Regions from separate parts of the Homo sapiens genome. Here all the other regions are linked to region 1. A link is a loop called in an ENCODE intact Hi-C map of the cell type or tissue named here. Cell type or tissue: heart right ventricle. All regions are shown on one strand.

Region 1 (8,000 bases):
AAGCTTTGCTTTAATAGGCTATCGCAGGTGCAGAGACAAATGTTGAGATTTTGTTTTAATCAGGCAGTATATTATCTATTTGCAGTCATGCCAAAGAGGACAGTAAGCTGGCAAATGAGCCTTCTGTGCCCATAATAGTACCAGTTTCTGGGTGTAAGGCCAACGTTTTTAAAGTTGTTCCAAATAACTGTCAGTAGAAATGATACCTTAGAGCCCTTTAAACACGATCAACCAGAGATTCCTGGATTCCTGGTTTTCACAGACCACTGTGTGGTTAGGTGGGGAGTCTTGGGACCCATTTTAGTGTTGCCAACTTTTGCTTTTGGCAAATACTATTTCATAATAGAAAGGCCTTTTAGCCACCATAAAAATGCTATAATATAATCTCAGAATAAATATTATTCCTTAAAATTGAATACATCGAGCTTGATGGTGAACACACTCTGTTCTACGTTTCTCACTTAGAGCAGTGGAAATGTCTTCAGCCACCTGGCCTCAGTTTATGGGTAGATGTTTGAAAACCACAGCCATATAGCAGTGATGGAACCATGATGAGGCATGCCAGTGGTCAAATGCAAACCTACACAGGTCTGAGCACATTTTCCAAGATTGTGGTAGTTGTATATGGCACTTATTTTATTTTTAGCTTCTGCCAGAGTCAGTGTCTGCCCTGGCAAAATATACTGGCACCAGGAGAATGCTGATGGCTGCCACTCAGTAATTCCCTTAGGGTACTGCCAATATCCAGGGGACTATTACCTTGTGCCACTGGCCATCATTGATTTTGGTGGGGATCATGGTGTGGGTGTCCCCACTCCCCAAGTCATAGCTGAAGTAGGGCAATCCATTTCTCAGCTGAACTGTTGCAAAATCAGCATGATTGATGCGAGCCATGTAAAAAAGCAAGCCGGATTCAGCTTCGGTTCTTACTTCCAACTCAATTGTGAGACTGTGAAACAAAAGCATGCAAAGTCAAACAGAAAAATAACAGCATTCTCATGCTAAAATAGAGCGGTATCAGATCGTGGCTGCATTTTCATAAAGGAGAGTAAAACCTTCTCAGAGATGAGGACTTTATCAGGCTACTGATTTCCTAAATTGGGCTCCTCAGGCTCAGACAAATAAAATTCTATTCTCTATTGTACTCAGTGAATAAAAGAAAAGCTAACTTCATTAATTAATAAGTGTAGTAGATTCAACTTGATTAAACACAAATACTCAGTTCTTCATTTATCGGTTCTTTCCCAGTGTCTCAGGATGATACATACCGGTTTTTAACTTTGGTGTCATCAAATGCAATTGCAATGTGACTGTTTCTTGAAAGCCCGAACTGCTTGCTCCCTATCAAAAGAGCTGGTTCTGATTCTGCAGCACAAGGACCCTGTAAAATACCCAGGAGAGAAAAACAGGAGATTATGGACTGTTCTTTAAAAAGGTAATGATGCTGTCTAATTGTTTCTTACATATTAGCGTAATTCTTTAAGAATAAAAACTACATTATTCATCTCTGTAGTCTACTGCATAGTAAGTACTTATTATTGAGTGCTCAGTGCGTGTGAATCAGTTTTCTCATATCACACCCTGGAATGGCTAAAGGAATGTGCTCAGACATATTTATTGATTAACTCATAGTTTCATTATCCTCTAAAAATTTATGTATATTTCTGAGAAAACTGGAATTTCCCTTTCATTTTTCCTTCACATATGAAGAGCTCTATTCTTAGAAGATCGAACAGGGAAAATGACAAGCTAGCCACTTGGGTTATAAGAGTAGCAAAATGTGTTTTTTCTTGCCCTCCCCATTTCCATCTCCCACTATATTACTTTTTCTTGAAAATTATCAGTCCACTAGAAGGTTTCCATGAATGTAGACTTTCAAGATGGTGTATCTAAACCTGCACGTCAGCCCATTCAGGCCCTTGCCAGTTGCTAGGCAACCCAGCACATTTTAAAAATGTAACCCACCATACACCATTTCAACTGCCACTGTTCAAAGATCAGCTTCCTAGGGTGCTGAGGGGGAGAGCTAGGTGCGGGGCTGTGCAGTCACATGGTTTAATGCTCTGCTGTCACCATCTTGAAATTCTTAATAATTTTTCAGTGAGGGGCCCTGCATTTTCCATTTTGCACTGGGCCTTGCAAAGCATACAGCAGTCCTGGCTGAGTAGATCACATTTGGCTACCATAACACACAGCTCCATAAATAATCAAGGCTCCTTAAATTACCAAAGCCACAATTCCTTTCCCTGTTCTCTATTTTCACAAGATAGGTCGATATACAGGCTGCTTATGACATCTCTTAGAACATGCAGTACATGAGAAAATAACCTGCACACTCTCACCAACACATCTGTTTTTAAGATCTGCACTTAATAGCTCTGGCTGGGCCGCTGCCCCAGTGAGTGCTGACTCAGCAGAGGTTCTCAAGCAGCCCAAGGCAGGCTTTTGATGCACAGTGTTCTTCCCAAAGAGTGTACCTCAGAGATGACTCATCAGCACACAGGAAATTTTTACTTGATGAGGAAAAGCCTTGTTCTCTTTTCTCTTGATCTTAGTCAAACGAAGCACTCTGCCACAGCAGGTAAAAGGCTTAAAGTGTTTTGAAATGCCGTAAAATTGGTCTTCATGGAAGTATTTCCCTTCTTGCTTCCCAGGAGATGGTCAGTTATAAAGAGCAGACTGTGGCCGAAATTCACACAGCTATGCAAAACCCCGTGGGTAGGACAGGAAAATGCTATTCATTCGCACAGCTGAATGGCCTCTTTTAGAGGCAGCATGTGGCACCTTTCTTATTACGCTGCCTGCAAAAAGAGCCCGAATGGAAAGGCCTCTGTAGCTTAAGATCTCAGTCATGAATACTTCTATTAATAGAATTGGGATCTTTTATCAGCCTCTCACGATATTTCCCGGACAGAGGACCGTCTCGATAAACACACGCAGCTTGCAGTCTTCCTCAGAAATCACTAAGATAATCCTATCTGCTGTGAGTCCACTGGGGGCAGAATTTCACTGAAACATCTTTACACCCTCAGCTCTGAAAATTGAGGGATTAAGAAAGGTGGATGGATGCTGAGGAATTAGGAAACAATTACATGTAGCTTAAAAGAGAACCACCAGTGGGTTATGTCCATATTATTGCGGTTACAGTCACTCGTCTAATTACTATATGTAAATGTCAATATAACTTCTCTATTAAAATTTAAAAAATTTTCAAGGTGGCAGTTGTACACTCCCGGTAGCAGCTGTATGTTATGGGGAACTTTTGGATTGCTGGTAGACTGGACAGGTGTATCCAAAACTGGTCCTGAGCTAAGCAGCAGTTTTTTGGTTTGTTTTTATTTTGTTGTTGTTTCGTTGTATACTATGAGATTTTCTAGATGGACAAGGCACTGGTCAAGCCATTTTAGAAAAAAACCTTTGACCAGAAAAGGACAGGGACTTTGTCAAAGTTCTTTTAAGAATCATTACAGGTTACATCCACTTGAAATTTAGGAAGAAGAACACCTCCTGGATTAGATCCTCCGTTTCTGCAACGGGCAGCCCTCAAGAAGCAGGCAGAAGCAGTGCTTAATAAAACGGTATTCTCAGATGAGCCAATGTTATGGAAAAGAGTTGTACCAAACTGATCACTCTAACATGTAACCTCAAAGTTTAAAGCCATTATGGTGTATAGTCCTTTGTTTTTAAGGACATCCAAGGTGATGTTTACTATCAATCATTGATTTGCAACAGGATGGATACTGTTTTAATAAAACTTCTATCACCTTCCTTTATTAAACTGGCAGTTGGAAAAGGACTGAGAAGTGCTGGTGTAAGAGGGTTTTTAAAAATATGTACCTTAGGATTTAAATGGGACAAAAATTCCCCACCCTCTAATTTGGTAGTGTTTTGTACAAATCTCGACCTCCCCCTTGCTTGGTTAAAGGGTGTCTTCCTTGCATCACTTTTCCTTGGGTAAACTGAAACCAAGTCTGATGGGTGTAAGGGATGGGCGTGGTGGCTCATGTTTTTAATCCCAGCATTTGGAAAGCCGAGGCAGGAAGATCGCTTGAGGCTAGTAGTTTGAGACCAGCCTGGGCAACAAAGTGAGGACCCCTGCCCCCCTCTGTCTCTCCAAAAGAACAACAACAACAAAAAAATTAAAAAAATAAAAAATTAGCTGGGCATGTTGTTGCATGCTGAAAGCCCCAGCTACTCGGGAGGCCAAGGCAGGAGAATCACTTGAGCCTAGGAGTTCAAGGTTAGAGTGAGCTATGATTGCATCACTGCACTCCAACCTGGACAGTAGAGCAAGAACCTGTCTCAAAAAGAAAAAAAACATGATGTGTTCAGGGCAGCACCAGTTTATTGCTTTGCCCGGTGTTGCTTCCTCTTCTCTTCCTTCTGCCTCATGTCCCACAGTGGGTGGAGCTGCTCATCCAGCTGCTCAAGCTTCTTTTTTCCTTCTAGCATTTTAAAGGGGGAACAAGTGAGATGGAATAGAAACTGCCCTGTGCTTTGCTCAGAAATAAAATGATCTTGTCACTAAGGATGATGTTTTCAACTCTGCTTGCCACTGAAATCTAAGCTAAGAAAAAAGGGTAAGAGAAAAGATCTAATGAGGTAATTTTAAGGAACTTTTAAAGAATGGTCATTGCAAGATGAATCATCCTTTTCTAAGCTAGTGTATACTTGAAGGCGTCCTCATCTCTATGGATGTGATGCTTTACCTGTGTTGTTTTGGACGCACTAATCTCTCAAATGTGTTAAAACAACAATAATAATAAAAAAAAAAATTCACAGTCTCAGTAGAGGCTCATCAATCTCAACGTGTTACAATTCTGCCACCTTGTGGGGACTTTTTAAAGTACTAGAAATAGATAATGGGGAAAATGGGATATGAAAGGAGGACAGATACGCTTGTTTTTCATTTGCCTTTGCTTGGCAGGTTACAAGTTGTAGGCAGACAGGACTTGGGTGGGGAGTCTCGCGTGGTGGTGCACCTGTTGATTAGAGCAGTGATGTGGTTGGGAATAATTATGGAGGAAGCCATGCTCCCAAAGCCTTGTTTAGGGAAGTAGATAGTGCACCAAATTGGTAACGGGGCCAAAACGTTTTCACCCCCACACTGTCACTCATTTAACTTCAGGTCAGAATAAAGCAATGGTCTTTTCTAACTAACTGCAGATTGGTGGCTGACATTTGGAAATGAGTTCTTAGATTCAGGAGTGCGTATGATTCGTTGATAAGCATCTCTTGAATTTCCTGGGTCCTGAGCAGAGATTTATATTACATTTATCAAAACTGGCATCTTTGTTCTTGAAAGCACCAAACAATGAATCATCATAGAAATTGCATAATTTTCTTCTTTCATGAGTCAATAATTAATTTCTCTAATAAATGTGGGCTAAAATCACATCTGGTGCTTATTTGTCATGATTTTCTTTATGGATGAATAAGTGGAAGATACTTTTTATAGCACTGACTTTAATCTTCTTCTAAAATATAAAAGCCCTACTCAAGATGTTTATTGAGAAACTGAATTATTGTTAACACTGCACTTAAGCTCTTTTGGTGGGTCTTGGGCATTTACAGTAATATTTATACATTAATGTCTAAACAAGGATTCCTTGATAAGTGGAAAATGTATGTTTTCTCTTTAAATACATATCAGTATCCAATCAGTTTATCCTTTGGCCTTGACTGTACTTAGGTCTTAAAGGTGTAGCACTAAAGCTGCTAGGGAAATCGCTTTCCTTTCCTCTATTCTTTCCTTCTGTGCTCACTTCTTTTCCCCAAATCCCAAAGAGAGCTCATCAGTACAGGAATTCTCCATGGCTACTTGTATTGTTTTTCTTAGTTTTCACATTTTAAACTGTGAGGTTTACGGCTGAACTCTTCAATAAAATTCAAGTAAAAGAATGCAGCCAGCTCATTATCTACAAATCCACACAGGCTATCCTTGTTAAAAAGACTTGGTCTAAACAGTGCACATACTTGCAGAGAACTTGTCACGTTTCCACATGTCAACAAATTTCTGTAATACTTGAAGTTCAGCCTCTTATCTACCTCTACCTCCTGCCATCCTCCATGAAAAATATCCACAAATAGAACATGTAGAAATGTTTTCTCTAGCTCTCGATGGGCTAAAGAATAAGAGAGAAGTATAAAGAGAAGACAAGCTACCATAATATCAAATGAGATAATATGCATGAAATGCTCTTTAATCTAGCGTGTTCAACATGAATTAATCATAAGATTGACATAATCCATTTCACAAGGCAGGGCTTTCTCAAGACACCCTTACATTGCCCTGTAGTATAGTGAATGTTGTCCTCATGCTGTAAGTTGCTGGCAGGATTGGGTGTGATGGGTGTAAAGAAGAAAAAGAAGGGCACTGAGAATAGATCTTTTCTGTCAACTGTGCTAGCACAAATATGGAGCTCATAAATAGGCAGTTCTCACTTCAGGAGTTAACTTTTAAGTCTTAGTTCTTAAATAACAACTCTTAAAAAGCTAAATTCTGGGCCAGGCGTGGTGGCTTATGCCTGTAATCTCAACACTTTGGCAGGCTGAGGCAGGTGGATCACTTCCCAAGAGTTCGAGACCAGCCTGGCCAACATGGTGAAATCCCATCTCTATTAAAAATACAAAAATTAGCCGGGCATGGTGGAATGCACCTGCAGTCCCAGCTACTCAGGAGGCTGAGGCATGAGGATCGCCTGAGCCTGGGAGGTTAAGGCTGCAGTAAGCCATGATTGCGCCACTGCACACCAGCCTGGGTGACAGAGCAAGAAAAAAAAAATAAAGAATCTAAATTCTGATACAAAAATGGAAAATGGTGAGAAGTGAAAATTATAGAGGACTTATTTAATAACCACATCATTACAATGTATATATCATCATTACATATCAAACCAATAAAAGGGTTTGGAATTGCTTAAAAATTGAATACTCACCACATCCCTTTTTTTCCAGCACCTGCCACCCACCCTAAAAATGTGAAAAGTTAAACTAACTAGAATAATTAAGTTAAAGAAACACAGAAGTTAAAGTTAAACTAACAAAAGAATAAATAGAGAGATGGAATGTTACTTTGAGCCAAGCATGGTGCTAGGTGCTTTGCATAAAATGTATAACTTATTCCCTCATAATAGTAATCCTAGAAGGAAGATATTATTATCCTTATTTGTCCATTAATTATTTTACATTTAGAAGGGACAAGTAACCTGCCAGAATTCATGGAATAAAAGTGGGAGGGCTATGGCAGAAAAAGCAACTCTCCCTCTTTTTCTCTGACTAGCAATGATAATATCGTATTCATCTTTGCACTTAGTAGGTGCTTAATAAATATTTGTTACAAAATAAACTGTAAAACTTTTAACTTTTAGTAACCTTTAAAAAGAAGACACCCTTTTCCCCCTACACACACAAAAAGAACATAAGAAAGGAAACAAATTAAAACAGAAGATATGTGTGGCTTCATGATCTGATTTCTAAAATATAATACAATTAATAGAGATGGAAAGTTCTAAAAAATCTAATTCTGACCACACAGTCATAACTAATTATAATGTGCAAAAGAAGGGGAAATAGGCCGGGCGCAGTGTCTCATGCCTGTAATCCCAGCACTTTGGGAGGCTGAGGTGGGCAGACCACCTGAAGTTGGCAGTTCGAGACCAGCCTGACCAACATGGAGAAATCCCGTCTCTACTAAAAATACAAAATTAGCCAAGAGTGGTGGTGCATGCCCGTAATCCCAGCTACTCGGGAGGCTGAAGCAGGAGAATTGCTTGAACCCAGGAGGTGGAGGTTGCAGTGAGACGAGATTGTGACATTACACTCCAGCCTGGGTAGCAAGAGTGAAACTCCATCTCAAAAAACAGACAAACAAACAAACAAACAAAAAGAAGGTGAAATAGCAGTTGGAATTTAGATATCTGGGTTTTAGTGCCAACTATCGCTCATGTGTGTAACCCCCTGGGCCATGCTGTAAGTTTGAGGGCTTTCTTTCCTCATGT
Region 2 (8,000 bases), 230 kb before region 1:
TTTGAAAGAAAAATAATTAAATTCATCTAAAACATTTATATTTTAGAATGGATTATTCTGACAAATATGTCAACATGTTTTTTTGGTAGATTATAGATGTTTTAAAACACTTTTCATTAGCACTGCAAAATTACATTTTAACTGCCTCAAATTACTAAAATCATTTTAGCATTTAAGATATTCAGAATTTAATTTTTTTGAAAGTCACTGCCTCAAAGATAGGAAAATAATTAGAAGGTGCACAGAATATAATTTTAGAATTTTATTTTGTAAAATTTGAATTCAGGGTAAATTTTTGGTTCTACTATACCATTATTAGGAAATATATGAAAATACCGCTAAAATGTAAATGTATTTAACATTGAAAGAGTTTGGGACTTATATTTTTATTGATTCTCTTATTCTGTATGTTTCTCTGTTCCATTTTATTCTATAGAAGTGCCAGAAAAATCCATGTGTTATAGACAATCAGTTTCTGTATAAGCCCATTTCTTCTGATTCTGCCATCTGGAGCAACAAAATTCATTCATTTCCTATTCAATACATTTTCAAATATTTGGAGTTATAGAATCTAAGTAATAAAAATCTTTAATGATCATCCAAACTGCTGCTTTGTAGATGAGGGGACAGCAATGTATTGAGATGATAATTTACCTAAAGTCATATTCCCAGGTGGTGGCAGCAGTGGTACTAGAACCTGTCTATCAACACGGTCTCTACAATACAGGCTGGGCAATTGTTTCTTACATTGCAGCCATACAGCAGATTGAATGAGATGCTAGGCTTTTACATAAGGCAGACCTGCCGGTAGGTTTTACCTTCCCCATTTGTGAACTCATGATCTTGGATGAGAGTGAGTATTTCTAATCCTCAGTTCTTCATCTGTAAATTGCAATAATACTTACCTTATGTGGTTGTTGTAAGGATTAAATGAGATAATACATGTAAATTGCATAGCACCATGTCTGGTATATAAAACACATTCAGTAAATGTTTGCTATTATTATTTCCGAATGGTTTTTTCCTTCTCAAAGGCAAGCATTCCTGTTTCTTTCCACTTTTTCTCATATATATTTTGAGAATTTCATACCATTCTGATTATCCTCTCTAGATACATATTTTTCTTGAAATGTTACACTAAAGCTCAAATTCAGTTTATTTAGCTCAGGGGCAGAGCAGGATATAAGTATCTTCAAGCTATTGGCAATGATTATAAAGTATTTTATAACAATGAATATTATAATTATTATAAAATTCTCTGTGGAATCTCCTACATTTTCCATCCTACTTTTTTCCTTTCTCTACTTGCATTTTTTCCCCTTCCTCCAATAGCCCTCATAAAGGAAAACACGTACACATTATATGGTGGAAAAAAATTTTTAAACTATAGTGCAATACAAGCTTTAGTGTCCTATGAAATTGAATACATGTAATCAAGGTAGAAACACTCATCAAATTCCTTTAGGTCTACTCACTGGTGATCATCAGTTTGTGATTTTCTGTCCTTAATTCTGGACCGGTTAAATTCCTGATCTATCTCATTAAACACTGCCTTCGGTGTCAATATTTTGATTGGTGGTAAATGCTAGTTATAACTATATTCCCCAATTATCGTGGTCTTAGACAAAGTGAAAAATGATTGTTAAATGATAATTATTCCTCCTAAAACTTCCAAGTAAAATTTCATCTGAGGATATGATTTTGTGTGGGTGTTACTTTCAGAGTAGTGGTGTTTGGAGTGGATTGTAATTTTATTCTCTTTCCAATTGACGCTAGAACATAAAGCTGACATTTGAATTTGCCCCAGAAGTTGATGATCATTCTAATTTGATAAACCATATAAATGGAAGTTCACATGCTTCCTCCAAGTACAGGGGTTATCTGTGATGTCTAATTAATCACTTCTCACTAACAGAATTGTTTCTTCGTGCCAGGCCTCTCTGTGGAGTAGAGCTGGCCTCCAAGATAACAGAGGGTTCTCAGCCTGATGGGCTGGGTCTGGAGGTAACTCCCAACCTCCAGCAGCCTTGCTGGAATAAGCACATTCCACCATCATTACTACTGCAGATTCTGTTCCCAACAACCTGACCCTGAACTTCCTTAGCATGTCCTTAGCATGTGTATGTTCTTTCTGCTTGTTGTGTCATTATTCTTATTTTCAGAAGCAACATGATAGTAATAATAGATAACTGGACTGACAAATCGTTGGAGAATTAGTTCCACTTGTGGCCTTGCTGGCTTCTAAACTGTACAACATATGATAAATCACTTGATCTTTCTGTTCCTAGTCTTCCTCTGCGAAACCAAGGCGATCATGATTCTCTGAGAGGCCACGTAAACTATTTTTTAAAGATATGAATTGTGAAACAAAGTGCCTCAAAGTGCCTAGATTTGAACACTGGTTCCATAGCTTAAGAGATCTGTGTGATCTCAGGCAAGTTGCTTACCCTCCTATCTATGGAAGAGAGATTAAAGATACCAGTTATCTCTTACCATTGTGTGAAGATTAAGTTAATATATTAAAGTGCTTAGAACAGTGTCCGGCACAAAGTTATCACTCAAACACTAGCCGTTGTTTTTTCAGTGGTAAAGGCTCTCAAAGACAAAAGGAGATGGTAGATAAGAGTGAGAGAGGGGCTCTGAGCACCTCTAGCACGAAAGCCTTCCTTTATATTTGCCTGGCCAACAAGATGGTGAGCTCTTGGTGGCCAGGCGCTGGGCCATGTGTGTGCTACACAGCACCAGTACCCAGGGACCCCCAGGAGATGGGTGAGCAGATGAGTCTTTCCTAAATGGACCAAAGAAAAATACCCAACACTCCTTATTTTCTTTTTTTTGTTTTTGTTTTTGCTAAAGGACTGAAGGTTTGTAATTATTCAAGTCTTTTTTCTCATCCCCTTATGTTGCTTCTGTTGATGACTTTCACAGTCTTCTCGTTCTACCTTTGACTAATTGTTGCTGGCTCTCCCTGCTAATGTTTTGAGGTATTTATCTGGCCTGCCTCTGCTTCCCTGTGAAATATCAGGAAGGCTTTGTGACTCTACAGTGAATTATAGCTCTGCTTCTTAGCCTCAGCTCACCAATATTTTCTGGATAGCATGAGATTACTAGGGCATCCCATGGTAGGGTGGAATCATGGAATCATGGAATGAGGATATGCTGATGATGAAGAAAAGTTGTCTAGGTGAGACCTAGTTTCGGATTGTTGCTGCTTTTTGTTTGTGTGATGTGAAGGCAGTTGCTTGTTTTTCCTTCTTCAAAATGGTGGTATGTCACATGGTTTGGAACTGATTAAATGTAATAATATAGTAATCTGAAGCACCTAGCATAGCACCTGACATACAATAGACACATTAAATATTAGTTCCCTTCCTTTTAGAAGACAACCTGGTAGAAGTGAGCGCTGGCTTTGCTAATGATATGAATTTCATTTGTTTGCATTTATCCTTCTGAGTTACCAAGCAGTTTTTGCTGCGGAAGGAAGGTTGTGTCTTTTAGCCAGCAGGTGGCAATCAAATTAAAGCTAAAAGTTCACCTCATTATAACAGGTAAAAACGTTGCCTTTTTTCATATTAATACTTGATGGAAGTGGCAGGTGAATGACAGACATTTGGCACTGAAGTGGAGTCACCCCTGACGAAGGCATTTTTAACACGAGGCCCTAGATACGGAAGATTAGTTTTCCTAAAGCTGCTTTTGATTTCAGTACCTGCGTATCATTGTCATACACCTTCTTAGAGGTTTGTCAGAGGAATCATCTAGATTTATGCAACACTGTGTTTAAAATAATGAATCTATTCACTTGATTTGGCAGTTTAAAAAAGCAGAGTAAAAAGTGAAGTCATCAGTTGATAAAATAGAATTGTTAGAATAATACTATTTCATATTCGGTCTGGTTTTACGTGAATTTTTGTTGTTGTCTCACTGAATTTGTGTGTGATTTTTAAACAAAGAACACCCTTTGACTGAAAGGTATAAGCAGGGAAGAACTCTGTAAACTCCATTTTTGAGTCTTAAGGTTTTTTGTTTGTTTGTTTTTGAGATGGAGTCTTGCTCTGTCACCAGGCTGGAGTGCAGTGGCGCAATCTCGGCTCACTGCAACCTCCGCCTCCTGTGTTTAAGCGATTCTCCTGCCTGAGCCTTTCAAGTAGCTGGGATTACAAGCACGCACCACCAGGCCCAGCTAATTTTTGTATTTTTAGTAGAGACGGGGTTTCACCATGTTAGTCAGGATGGTCTCGATCGATCTCTTGACCTCGTGATCCGCCTGACTCGGCCTCCCAAAGTGTTGGGATTACAGGCGTGAGCCACTGCGCCCGGCCAGTTTTTAATCTATAAAGTGAGGATAATGTCATTTTCCTCTCTTTTTGCAAGGATTAAAATAGATGATAAATGAAAAGCACTTAGTATGGTGCGTGGCACACAGTAAGCAATCATAATAAATGATACCATTTGGATAACTTATATTATTATCAAAGAATCACTGAAGATGGAAGGGAGCTGAGAGCTCATATGGTCTAATCAGCCCTTTCATTGTTTAGGACATGGAGACAGAGAAAAGTTAACTTGCACAGAGCTAATTAGTATCCATATCAGTTCTGGAACCCAAAATTCCTGAAGCTGCTGGTCTTTTTCACACTGCTACCCCTGAATTATTAGTTCTGGCTGGAGGTGGATGGTATGAAGGCATGGCTGTCAGGGACTAGAGTGACCCTCTTTTTATGGACGGTAGGCAAGGCAGTGGGAAGACCACGTACTATGATGACTGCATTTAGATGAGGTGTCGTGACTGATCCGCTGTCACATGATATATGCTGCTGACATCCTTTGAGATAAAGTCAACTCTAAACAGTAAAGATAAACTCCTAATACTAGCTTCCTTTTCCAAAGCCAAGTCTCTACTAGGCTGCCTCTGTCTTAACGGGAAGACCATACACATTAGCCGTTGTACTTCATGAAGTTCAGCATCATGTGATGATCAGGAATGACTAATCATCAGCACCACTGTGCGATTTTCAGGGTAAAAAAAAGTTACTAGCATTCACTTGCTAAAGCTGCTACCCTGTAGCTTTCTTTCTTTCTTTTTTTTTTTTTTTTTTTTTTTGAGATGGAGTCTCGCTCTGTCGCCCAGGCTGGAGTGCAGTGGTGCGATCTCGGCTCACTGCAAGCTCTGCCTCCCGGGTTCACGCCGTTCTCCTGCCTCAGCCTCCTAAGTAGCTGGGACTACAGGCGCCCGCCACCATGTCTGGCTAATTTTTTTTGTATTTTTAGTAGAGACGAGATTTCACCATGTTAGCCAGGATGGTCTCCATCTCCTCACCTCGTGATCTGCCCGCCTCGGCCTCCCAAAGTGCTGGGATTACAGGCGTGAGCCGCTGTGCCTAGCCCCCTGTAGCTTTCTCAATGATTTGCAATTTCCTATAGAAGGCCGCTCAAGGAGTAGGAGGCCAGGGGAGCAAACATTTTTCCCCCATTTGTTTTGCTGCTTAGTACTCTTGACTGTCCAGTATCTCCAGAGGTCAGGAGTTTTGGGACACTGTTCTTTGAATCAGTTGGCGACTGTCATCATCATACCTATATGACCTGCCCATGTACAAAGTGTGGTCCATCACACTGCCAGTGAAATTTGCGCCATAGATATATACCATAGACCCATCATGTGGGAGCTTAAAGGTGTGCGGGGGTCCCCAGGAGCAGCACAACCCCTCATTTTACAAATCAGAAAATTCAGCGCGATGTCACTGGCCCATCACATCTTGAAGGACCACAGTGGTTTTTGCCTTTCTTTTTTTATGCCAGTAGTTACACCTGGTAAAGATAATACTTCGGTTGTCCCAGTTCTAGTTGAAAATGTTCAACACCCAACAGAAACATAGTTGGTGGTAGTTCAAAGCTACAAGCAAAAGGCTTATGTTCTCCATGCACGTGTGTATATTCTGGGACAAATTAGTCCCTTCCTTTCTGGGATTTCTTTTCCCATTTCAGGGATCTCCTTGACTCGCGTCTTTGTTACATTGATAAGGGCTTGAATTTACCACATTTCCTGGGACCAGTACCTTGGGGGAGCGATTAAAATAAAATCTGAGGCCCAAGGGGATATTTCAAGTATAAGGAGAAGAGAGATTTGGGTGGGTGGCATATAATTGCCTTCTCAGAGATGCTCAACTCATACCAAATAGATGGCTGCTCTGACCCCTAGAAACCTGAAGAAAAGATCCTGATTACAGGTCTGTTTCTAGACCAGATACATGCAGCAAGAATGTACAAGGGATGTTTCCGGCCCTGGAATAATTTCAAGGAGCTAAGTTAATAATGTCTCCAGTGTCTAGGATTTATAAAGCAAAGATCTTCTAAAATTAGATACTTGTAATTTATAATTAGGCTAAATTATGGTTGTTGATTAGTGATTAAAGTAGTGGTTTAATGCTGTGCTGTAGAGAATCAAGGACTTCATATTCTTCTCTTGGTGCAATTTTATCATGTATTCTGAAGCTCAATAAGATAAAGACAGGTTGTGACTATTGAGAAATCAGTCATTGCTAATCTGACAGTGGTTCTGGTTTCTTTAGGAGAGGGGAGGTAAAAGCATAGAGTGAAAATGATTATTTTTCCTTGCAATTTCAGAATTTATAGTTGATGTTACTTTTCCTTCACAGGTGATATAGGGTTGTATTAATAACTGATTCAGTGCAACAGCTTATTCTTACCACAGACTTCCAGCATTTATTAACCAGATAACTATTCTAGCAAGGATTTAAAGCTACCTTATTTCTTGATTTTGCTGTTCTCAGGATTGACACTGACCCATCCACCTCCTTTGTGGGGATGCAGAGCTCTCGAGGCATTTACTCGTGTCCTTGGGCAGATCAGTGGCTTTTACTTTGGCACTTCGGCATATTTGCTCAACAAATGCTAATGAATGACTGTGTGCCAGATGGCATATTGAGAGTAGGGAAATGGATGGAACTTCCTGCCCTCAGGAAACAGAATCCTATGGAGTCTGTGTGCATATGTGTATGTGTGTGCACAGCAGAGGAAAGGGGGTTATCGGAAGTATAAATAACTTCAGTATAGCACAATAGTAGAATAAAGAGTGAGACACATTCCATGTCAACATGTTATAGGTGTCATACCTTGAAGTGTTTTTCATACTTCAGGTAATTGGGCCTTTCTAGAGAGTGTCTAAGGGAGATCTAAATTAATAACCAGTTCTTTCCCATGAGAAATGAAGGCTGTCACTTTTTTAAAATGTTAGGCTATTGTATGTGTTTTAGCAGTGCATGTTTAACTAAAAATAGCTAAAAGAACAGCCTCATACCCCTCTTATGGTGAGACAGAGTACAGAGAGTACTCTGAAAGTAAGCAAGCTGGCAAGTGCTTTGCTACTTAGTGGACTCCAGTCCAGGGGGATTTAGTTATTGGGACCAAATGTTATTTCAACTTAAGAGTGGGTCACCTTTGGAACAATCCTTTGTTATGGACCTGGAATTCATTATAATGAATTCCAATGAATCTATGGACACTTATATGAATACAATATAGATCCATGATATTTCCTTGGTCAAACGTAAACAAACAAAGGTGTCTTGTTTGTTAGTTGAAAGACTAGCATTTGAAATACTGTAGCTCTAGCTGCTAAGTTGTTCTCTAAGGTTTCATTAATGACAACCAACACAACACAAATCTGCCTGAGCCTGGAACGTCTAACTATACCATAATACCCCTTTTTGAACAGATGTCATGAGCAGCATGTTTTAGTAAAAAGTCAGATGATTGATTTAGAGTCAAGAGACCTGGGTTCAAATCTAAGCACTGTTGGCTTTATCTCTGGCAAATTGTTTAATCTCTCTGACTAATCTTTCAGTTTCCTCATTTGTCAAACAGAGGCAATGGGGTAGAAACTATTTCAGAAAACAGAAATGAAAAATAGTACAGAATAGCATATAATTGACATTTTAATAAATGCATATTGTTTTCAGCTCAAGGATTTAAAAATCTGA
Region 3 (8,000 bases), 76 kb before region 1:
CAATTTCAGCAAAGGCAAGTTCCCTATACAGTAAGAATAACTCCTGGAATGGTTAATGATGCAAGTTTTTCAAAACTCTCTTCTTTGTAATATACTCATGTCACATAGTAAAGGAAGTAGTTGAGCTTATATAAGGCTAAGATAACACTTTATTATAGTACAGTATTAGATATTTTTAGTAAAAGCAGATTTACTTTTGCCATAGTTGATTTCCTGCTAAATTTTATACACATGCACACACACTCAAATTCACATTAGTAATTTAAAAAATGGAATGAATTAACTTTGACCATGTTTTATATTTTACCCTTTTGTAATTATCAGTGAGTCTTAACCATCTCTTTTTAAAAATTTAAAATAATCTTTTTTTCTTTTTTGACTCTTGGAAATGGTAAGGGTAAAATTATTAAGAAATAAATGAAATCATGTTAAGTTCAAAATAGTAATTAAAAATAATTTTGCAATAAATTTTGTAGGGTGTTTTTGTGGGAATTAAAAATGTTAGTAAATATTAAAAGTTAAATATAGGAATGTGAAGGTTTATTCTTAAATAGGCCATGACACTAGAAACCTGGAATTGTTAACTCTATTAGTAAAGGTTATTTAAATATTAATAGATTTGATTTCTTATTTTCCTTTTAGATCTTGGGAATTAAGTGTAGTTTCTTAGGTGGATTCAAAACCATTGCCCCTCCTAATAAGATGATTAAGCTTTTAAGGAACTATTTAAAAGCCTATCATACAAAGTATTTTCAGCTTCCTAAATTAATTTGAAACCTATTCATTTGGAGAAAGACTACCAAATTTATTTTTCCAATTGTTGGCCAATTCTTACAATATTTTGAGAAACAGGAAAGAATGAGAAGTTTTTTTTTTATTATTATTATTTGTTTTGTTTTGGAGACAGTGTCTGCCTCTGTCACCCAGGCTGAAGTGCAGTGGCGCAATCTCAGCTCACTGCAACCTCCACCTCCTGAGCTCAAGCCATCCTCCCACCTCAGCCCCCTGAGTAGCTGGGACTACAGGTGCAAGCCACCATGCCTAGCTAATTTTTGTATTTTTTGTAGAGATGGGGTTTCATTATGTTGCCCAGGCTGGCCTCAAACTCCTGATCTCAACCAATCTGCCCACCTCGGCCTCCCAAAGTAGAATAAGTATTTTGAAGTCCAAGACTTAAGAGTTAAATAATTAAGCTTAAGTTTAAAATTGCATACCAATCTACCTGCTGTATTAAACTGACACAACATCTATTTTAACAGGGGAACGCTGCCTTGATGATGACACTTACATGAAGGATTTATATCAGCTTAACCCAAATGCTGAGTGGGTTATAAAGTCAAAGCCATTGTAGAAGACTTAACAAGCTGCAGATAACCATGTGGACTTCTGTCATAATTCTTGCTGAGTCAAGAGTGTAAATAAAAGAAATGGCAGGACTCATATTATTCAGTTGTACCCAAGTATTTAAAAATGACTCTCTTAAGCCTTAAAAAGTCATAGATTTGTGCTGCTGCCAGAATTATATTAATTATTATTAATGTTATTATTAGAAAAAAAATTTCTGGAGTGAGAGTAAAGAGGCTTAATTAGTTTGTGGGCAGTTTTCATATGCTCTGTGAAATGTGTCCAGATGTGACATAGTTTTTTTTTTTAATATGTGGAAATGTCTTCTCTTCCCATTCTTTTCTCCTAAAATCATATATACTGTAATATATGCTCTCTCACCTCTATTACCTCCTCACATCTACCCTTTCCCAGTTAGGTTTGCTTTTTGACCAAAAAGATAACAAATACCAGGTATGGCAAGTTGTGAAGACAGCACATTAAAACATACCTAATTTCACAGTATTCCTGTCACGACAGAATGTTAGTATTCATCTCTTTGAATCATTTGCTCAAATAATAACATTCCACCTTTTCCTGCTGTATCACAGGAAGTGATTTGCATTTTTTTTCAGTTCATCTGACTTATGTTCACAGAACCGTATCAGCGACCAAGAAAATAGGACTGTCAGAAGCTGCCAGTTATTACTGAACCATTAAATACTTATATACTAAGAATAAATAAAATATACCCATGTGAAATAATAATTGGATTATGGATAACAAGAGAGTGAAAGCCAAAGCACTTTCTGTCTACTGTACTCTTCTAAATGGAATTTTAAAAGTCATAGCTGGCTTTACGTGTTGTCATTATTAGCATTATAAATATGCATGATAGTATAATCCAGTAATGGTTGAAGAATGTATTTTACTTAAAGAGGGATTTTTTTTTTTAAGTCCTGAATAAGTCTACTGGAAGAATTATTCTTCTGGGTGAAAAAGCTTTTGTTTGTGTTCTTATTTTAAATAATCGGAGTCAATTTATTAAAATGTTCTTGAAAGTACTATTCCCAGGGATTTTAATGCACAAACCATATTGTGACAAGAGATGAGCCTCTGTACTGTAAATAAGAAATGAAGTAGAGAAATGTTAAATATTTTATGAGTTTAGAATATAGTAAATAAAAGGTGATGTAAATGAATGCTGCACAAACGGTGTTCATGATACTTTTAGTAGTACTTTAGGAAAAACTACACATTCTCAGAAGCTCTTGATGTCTCTAATGAAGGGGGGGAATGCTGTTAATGAGAACAGTCATAAATTTTTAGCATATAATTACAAGAACAGCCTGTGGATATGATCACTTAAATGATTTTGTGGTGATTCGTGCCATTGCTTTTTTATTTAAAAGAAAATTTTGTAATTAAATGCCTTTTTCTAAATTATCTTCTCTTGGAATCATTACTTTTAATCCTATGTGTTTATGAGTATTTTTGCTTTTTTTTTATTAATATTGAGAAATGGACTTTTTTGTTATTAAAAGTCACCTCTATTTTCTATTTTCTTTGTAATTTTTAAAGTAGGAAGATGTCAGAGATGTAAATATGTTTTCGTCTTTAGTTTTTTTCCTTTTACAAATTTTTATTCTTCAGGATTTTCAAAATACAGTTTAGTCTGTTTCTTTGACAATATGTATTAATTTCCCAATTAGCAAAATGGTACTTATTAGTGGGTTGAAAACAATTAATAATATAAAAGAAAAATTAAGTGCTTAAAACATTTTAGGAGTATACAACTTCAAAAAAAAAGATAGCAGTGAGGATAATGATTTAAGTAAAAGGTTGTCTGAAGCATATGCCAACTAAATTTCGCAACGTTTGCTACCTACCTGAAAAGGAGGGTCAGGAGGGAGACACAACATATTTTTGATCATGAAAAAGTATCTTAATTTTAAAAAAGTGAAAATGCCATTTTATTTTGAATCCCTTTTAGAACTCACGACCCAAGTTCATCAATGTTGAATAATATCACGTTTAAATAACAAAAAAATATGGACTTTAAAAAATCTCAAATTTTTTAGAGACAGGGTCTTGCTCTGTTTTCCAGATTGGAGTACAGCAGTGCATTCGCGGCTAACTGCAGCCTCAAGCACTGGGGCTCAAGCAAACCTCCTGCCTCAGCCTCGTGAGTAGCTAGGACCACAGGTGCATGCCACCATGCCTGGCTCTAAAGAGAAAAAAAACTTGATACCATAGAGCCTTGAATATAAATATCCTGATGTTAACCTACTGCTTTTGCTGTGATTTTTTTTCCTTAGTGAGTTTTAAATCTCAGGCTAGATTTTTATTTGTTTTTCTGTGTGTGTATGAGACAAAATAAAAATAAATATATTTGCCTTGAGTTTAAAACATTTGAATTCTTAAAGGAGGACTGGTTGTCCTGGTAACGTTGGTGATGCTCTTTTCTGAAAGAGGCTTCATTAATCTGTTCTCACACTGCTAGGAAGAAATACCTGAGACTGGGTGAGTTATAAAGAGGTTTAATTGACTTACATGGCTGGGGAGGCCTCAGGAAACTTACAGTCATGGCAGAAGGGTAAGCAAACATGTCCTTCACATGGTGCCAGGAAGGAGAAGGATGAGAAGCACAGGGTGAAGCGGGGAAAAGCCCCTCACAAAACCATTAGATCTTGTGAGAACTCACAATCACAAGAACAGCACGGGGAACTGCCCCCATGATTCAGTCACTTCCCACAAGATCCTTCCCCCAACATATGGGGATTACAATTCAGATTACAATTCAAGATAAGATTCGGGTGGAGACACAGAGCCAGACTGTATCAGAGGTCATTGTAATTCTTTGCACTTACACAATCTTTGCTTAATGCTGCTGTAGGATTCGATGTAAATTCCTTACTAGTACTCTCTGGGAAAGGCAGATTATTTTACCGACTTCAAGGAATTTTTCATTATTGTCTGTCTTCGTTTTCATTAAACTGGTTTGGACTCTCCATCTGATTGTCCTGATTTCTCACCTACTCATCAGTAGGTGGCAGTATTGGTCAGGCATTCCTTTGAATCGAAACTACGGGAAGTTTTTAAAATGAACCCGAGTTCATAGGGAAGTTGCTAAGACTCAGTGCCAGGCATCTGCAAGGCAGCTAGGTAAGAACACTGTGGAGCTCTTGCTTTGATTACCGATTCTGAAATTGTAAATAATTTCAGAGTTTCTATGTTCAATCTGTTTGTCTGCTTTTATCCTTAATCCATTGAATGGGAAGGGCGGTAGAAGAGGACATTTTTCTAAGCTGAAATTAGGCTTTTCACAACGTCCATTTCAAGCAGAACGATTATGACAAGAAGGAAGGCAGTGAACCGGGAAAGTAAGTGAAGGGATGTCTAAGATAAGAAGGCATAATTAACTTTTTTTTTTTTTAATATAGTTTAAGTTCTGGGATACATGTGCAGAACGTGCAGGTTTGTTACACAGGTATATATGTGCCATGGTGTTTTGCTGCACCCATCAACCTGTCATATACATTAGGTATTTCTCCTAATGCTATCCCTTCCCTAGCCCCCCAACCTCTGACAGGCGCTGGTGTGTGATGTTCCACTCCCTGTCTCCATGTGTTCTCGTTATTCAATTCCCACTTACGAGTGAGAACATGCGGTGTTTGGTTTTCTGTTCCTGTGTTAGTTTGCTGAGAATGATGGTTTTCAGCTTTATCCATGTCCCTGCAAAGGACATGAACTCATCCTTTTTTATGGCTGCATAGTATTCCATGGTGTATATGTGCCACATTTTCTTTATCCAGTCTATCATTGATGGGCATTTGTGTTGGTTCCAAGTCTTTGCTATTGTGAACAGTGCTGCAGTAAACACACGTGTGCATGTGTCTTTATAGTAGAATGGTTTATAATCCTTTGGGCATATAGCCAGTAACGGGATTGCTGGGTCAAATGGTATTTCTGCTTCCAGATCCTTGAGGAATCACCACACCGTCTTCCACAATGGTTGAACTAATTTACACTCCCACCAACAGTGTAAAGTGTTCCTATTTCTCCACATCCTCTCTAGCATCTGTTGTTCCCTGACTTCTTAACGATCACCATTCTAACTGGCATGAGATGGTATCTCATTGTGGTTTTGATTTGCAATTCTCTAATGACCAGTGATGATGAGCTTTTTTTCATGTTTGTTGGCTGCATAAATGTCTTCTTTTGAGAAGTGTCTGTTCATATCCTTCACCCACTTTTTGATGGGGTTGATTTTTTCTTGTAAATTTGTTTAAGTTCCTTGAAGATTCTGGATGTTAGCCCTTTGTCAGATGGATAGACTGCAAAAATTTTCTCCCATTCTGTAGGTTGTCTGTTTACTCTGATGGTAGTTTCTTTTGCTGTGCAGAAGCTCTTTAGTTTAATTAGATCCCATTTGTCCATTTTGGCTTTTATTGCCATTGCTTTTGGTGTTTTAGTCATGAAGTCTTCACCCATGCCTATGTCCTAAATGGTATTTCCTAGGCTTTCCTCTACAGTTTTTATGGTTTTAGATCTTATATTTAAGTCTTTAATCCATCGAGTTAATTTTTGTATAAGGTGTAAGGTAGGCGTCCAGTTTCAGTTTTCTGCATATGGCTAGCCAGTTTTCCCAACGCTATTAAATAAGGAACCCTTTCCCCATTGCTTGTTTTTGTCAGGTTTGTCAAAGATCAGATGGTTGTAGATGTGTGGCGTTATTTCTGATGCCTCTGTTCTGTTTCATTGGTCTATATATCTGTTTTGGTACCAGTACCATGCTGTTTTGGTTACTGTAGACTTGTAGTACAGTTTGAAGTCAGGTAGCATGACGTCTCCAGCTTTGTTCTTTTTGCTTAGGATTGTCTTGGCTATACGCGCTCTTTGTTGGTTTCATATGAAATTTAAATTATTTTTTTCCAATTCTGTGAAGAAAGTCAATGATAGCTTGATGGGGATAGCATTGAATCTATAAATTACTTTGGGCAGTATGGCCATTTTCACGATATTGATTCTTCCTATCCGTGAGCATGGGATGTTTTTCCATTTGTTTGTGTCCTCTCTTATTTCTGTGAGCAGTGGTTTGTAGTTGTCCTTGATGAGGTCCTTCATATCCCTTGTAAGTTGTATTCCTAGGTATTTTATTCTGTTTATAGCAATTGTGAATGGGAGTTCACTCATGATTTGGCTCTCTGTTTGTCTATTATTGGTGTATAGGAATGCTTGTGATTTTTGCACACTGATTTTGTATCCTGAGACTTTGTTGAAGTTGCTTATCAGCTTAAGGATATTTTGGGCTGAGATGATGGGGTTTTCTAAATATACAATCATGTCATCTGCAAACAGAGACAATTTGACTTCCTCTCTTCCTATTTAAATACGCTTTATTTCTTTCTCTTGCCTGATTGCCCTGGCCAGAACTTCCAATATTATGTTGAATAGGGTGATGAGAGAGGACATCCTTGTCTTATGCTGGTTTTCAAAGGGAATGCTTCCAGCTTTTGCCTATTCAATATGATATTGGCTGTGGGTTTCTCATAAATGGCTCTTATTATTTTGAGATATGTTCCATCAATACCTAGTTTATTGAGAGTTTTTAGCATGAAGGTGTGCTGAATTTTATCAAAGGCCTTTTCTGAATCTATTGTGATAATCATGTGGATTTTGTCATTGGTTCTGTTTATGTGATGGATTATGTTTATTGATTTGTGGATGTTGAAGCAGACTTGCATCCCAGGGATGAAGCCAACTTGATCGTGGTGGATAAGCTTTTTGATGTGCTGCTGGATTCAGTTTGCCAGTATTTTATTGAGGACTTTCACATCGATGTTCATCAGGGTATTGGCCTGAAATTTTATTTTGTTGTTGTGTCTCTGCCAGGTTTTGGTATTAGGATGATGCTAGCCTCATAAAATGAGTTAGGGAGGAGTCCCTCTTTTTCTATTGTTTGGAATAGTTTCAGAAGGAATAGTACCAGCTCCTCTTTTTAGCTCTTGTAGAATTTGGCTGTGAATCCATCTGGTACTGAGCTTTTTTTGGTTGGTAGCCTATTAATTACTGTGTCAATTTCAGAACTTGTTATTGGTCTATTCAGGGATTCGACTTCTTCCTGGTTTAGTCTTGGGAGGGTGCATGTGTCCAGGAATTTATCCATTTCTTCTAGATTTTCTAGTTTATTTGTGTGGAGGTGTTTACAGTATTCTCTGATGGTAGTTTGTATTTCTGTGGAATCAGTGGTGATATCCCCTTCATCATTTTTTATTGTGTCTATTTGATTCTTCTTTTTTCTTTAGTAGTCTGGCTAGTGGTCTATCTATTTTGTTAATCTTTTCAAAAAAAAAAACAGCTCCTGGATTCATTGATTTTTGAAGGGTTTTTCATGTCTCTATCTCTTTCAGTTCTGCTCTGATCTTAGTTATTTCTTGTCTTCTGCTAGCTTTTGAATTTTGTTTGCTCTTGCTTCTCTAGTTCTTTTAATTGTGATGGTAGGGTGTCGATTTTAGATTTCTCCTGTTTTCTCCAGTGGGCATTTAGTGCTATAAATTTCCCTCTAAACACTGCTTTAGCTGTGTCCCAGAGATTCTGGTGTGTTGTGTCATTGTTCTCATTGATTTCAAATAACTTACTTATTTCTGCTTTAATTTCGTTATTTGCCCAGTAGT

The links. Hi-C counts contacts between places; a loop is a spot of excess contacts. Peaks named below come from ENCODE experiments on the same cell type or tissue, not always from the same donor. Only the 100,000 strongest peaks of a DNase experiment are listed, where the experiment ranks them.
Region 2: it touches region 1 in a loop (2.9-fold over the local background); 36 of 110 quality-filtered maps call a loop at or near these places.
Region 3: it touches region 1 in a loop (8-fold over the local background); 84 of 110 quality-filtered maps call a loop at or near these places.

The regions. Positions count from the first base shown.
Region 1 is chr6:129,496,040-129,504,039 of GRCh38, reverse strand. It overlaps LAMA2 (laminin subunit alpha 2), which reads right to left. Exons shown (of 65, transcript NM_000426.4): 59 at 1,269-1,381; 60 at 760-949. It overlaps LOC102723409 (a long non-coding RNA gene), which reads left to right. Exons shown (of 8, transcript XR_001743860.2): 7 at 1,249-1,435. Among named protein-coding and RNA genes, the nearest start is that of ARHGAP18, 210 kb to the left of the region's middle. RefSeq lists an enhancer at 1,132-2,331. In heart right ventricle, CTCF peaks have their summits at 2,991, 4,626 and 4,825 (motif pointing left); a DNase peak (open chromatin) is centred at 2,408; H3K27ac peaks cover 5,262 bases.
Region 2 is chr6:129,726,196-129,734,195 of GRCh38, reverse strand. No RefSeq gene overlaps it. Among named protein-coding and RNA genes, the nearest start is that of ARHGAP18, 20 kb to the right of the region's middle. In heart right ventricle, a CTCF peak has its summit at 3,490 (motif pointing right); no DNase peak of the experiment used is centred here.
Region 3 is chr6:129,571,864-129,579,863 of GRCh38, reverse strand. It overlaps ARHGAP18 (Rho GTPase activating protein 18), which reads left to right. Exons shown (of 15, transcript NM_033515.3): 15 at 1,260-3,732. The coding sequence ends at 1,351. Among named protein-coding and RNA genes, the nearest start is that of ARHGAP18, 130 kb to the left of the region's middle. In heart right ventricle, a CTCF peak has its summit at 4,365 (motif pointing right); no DNase peak of the experiment used is centred here; H3K4me3 peaks cover 560 bases.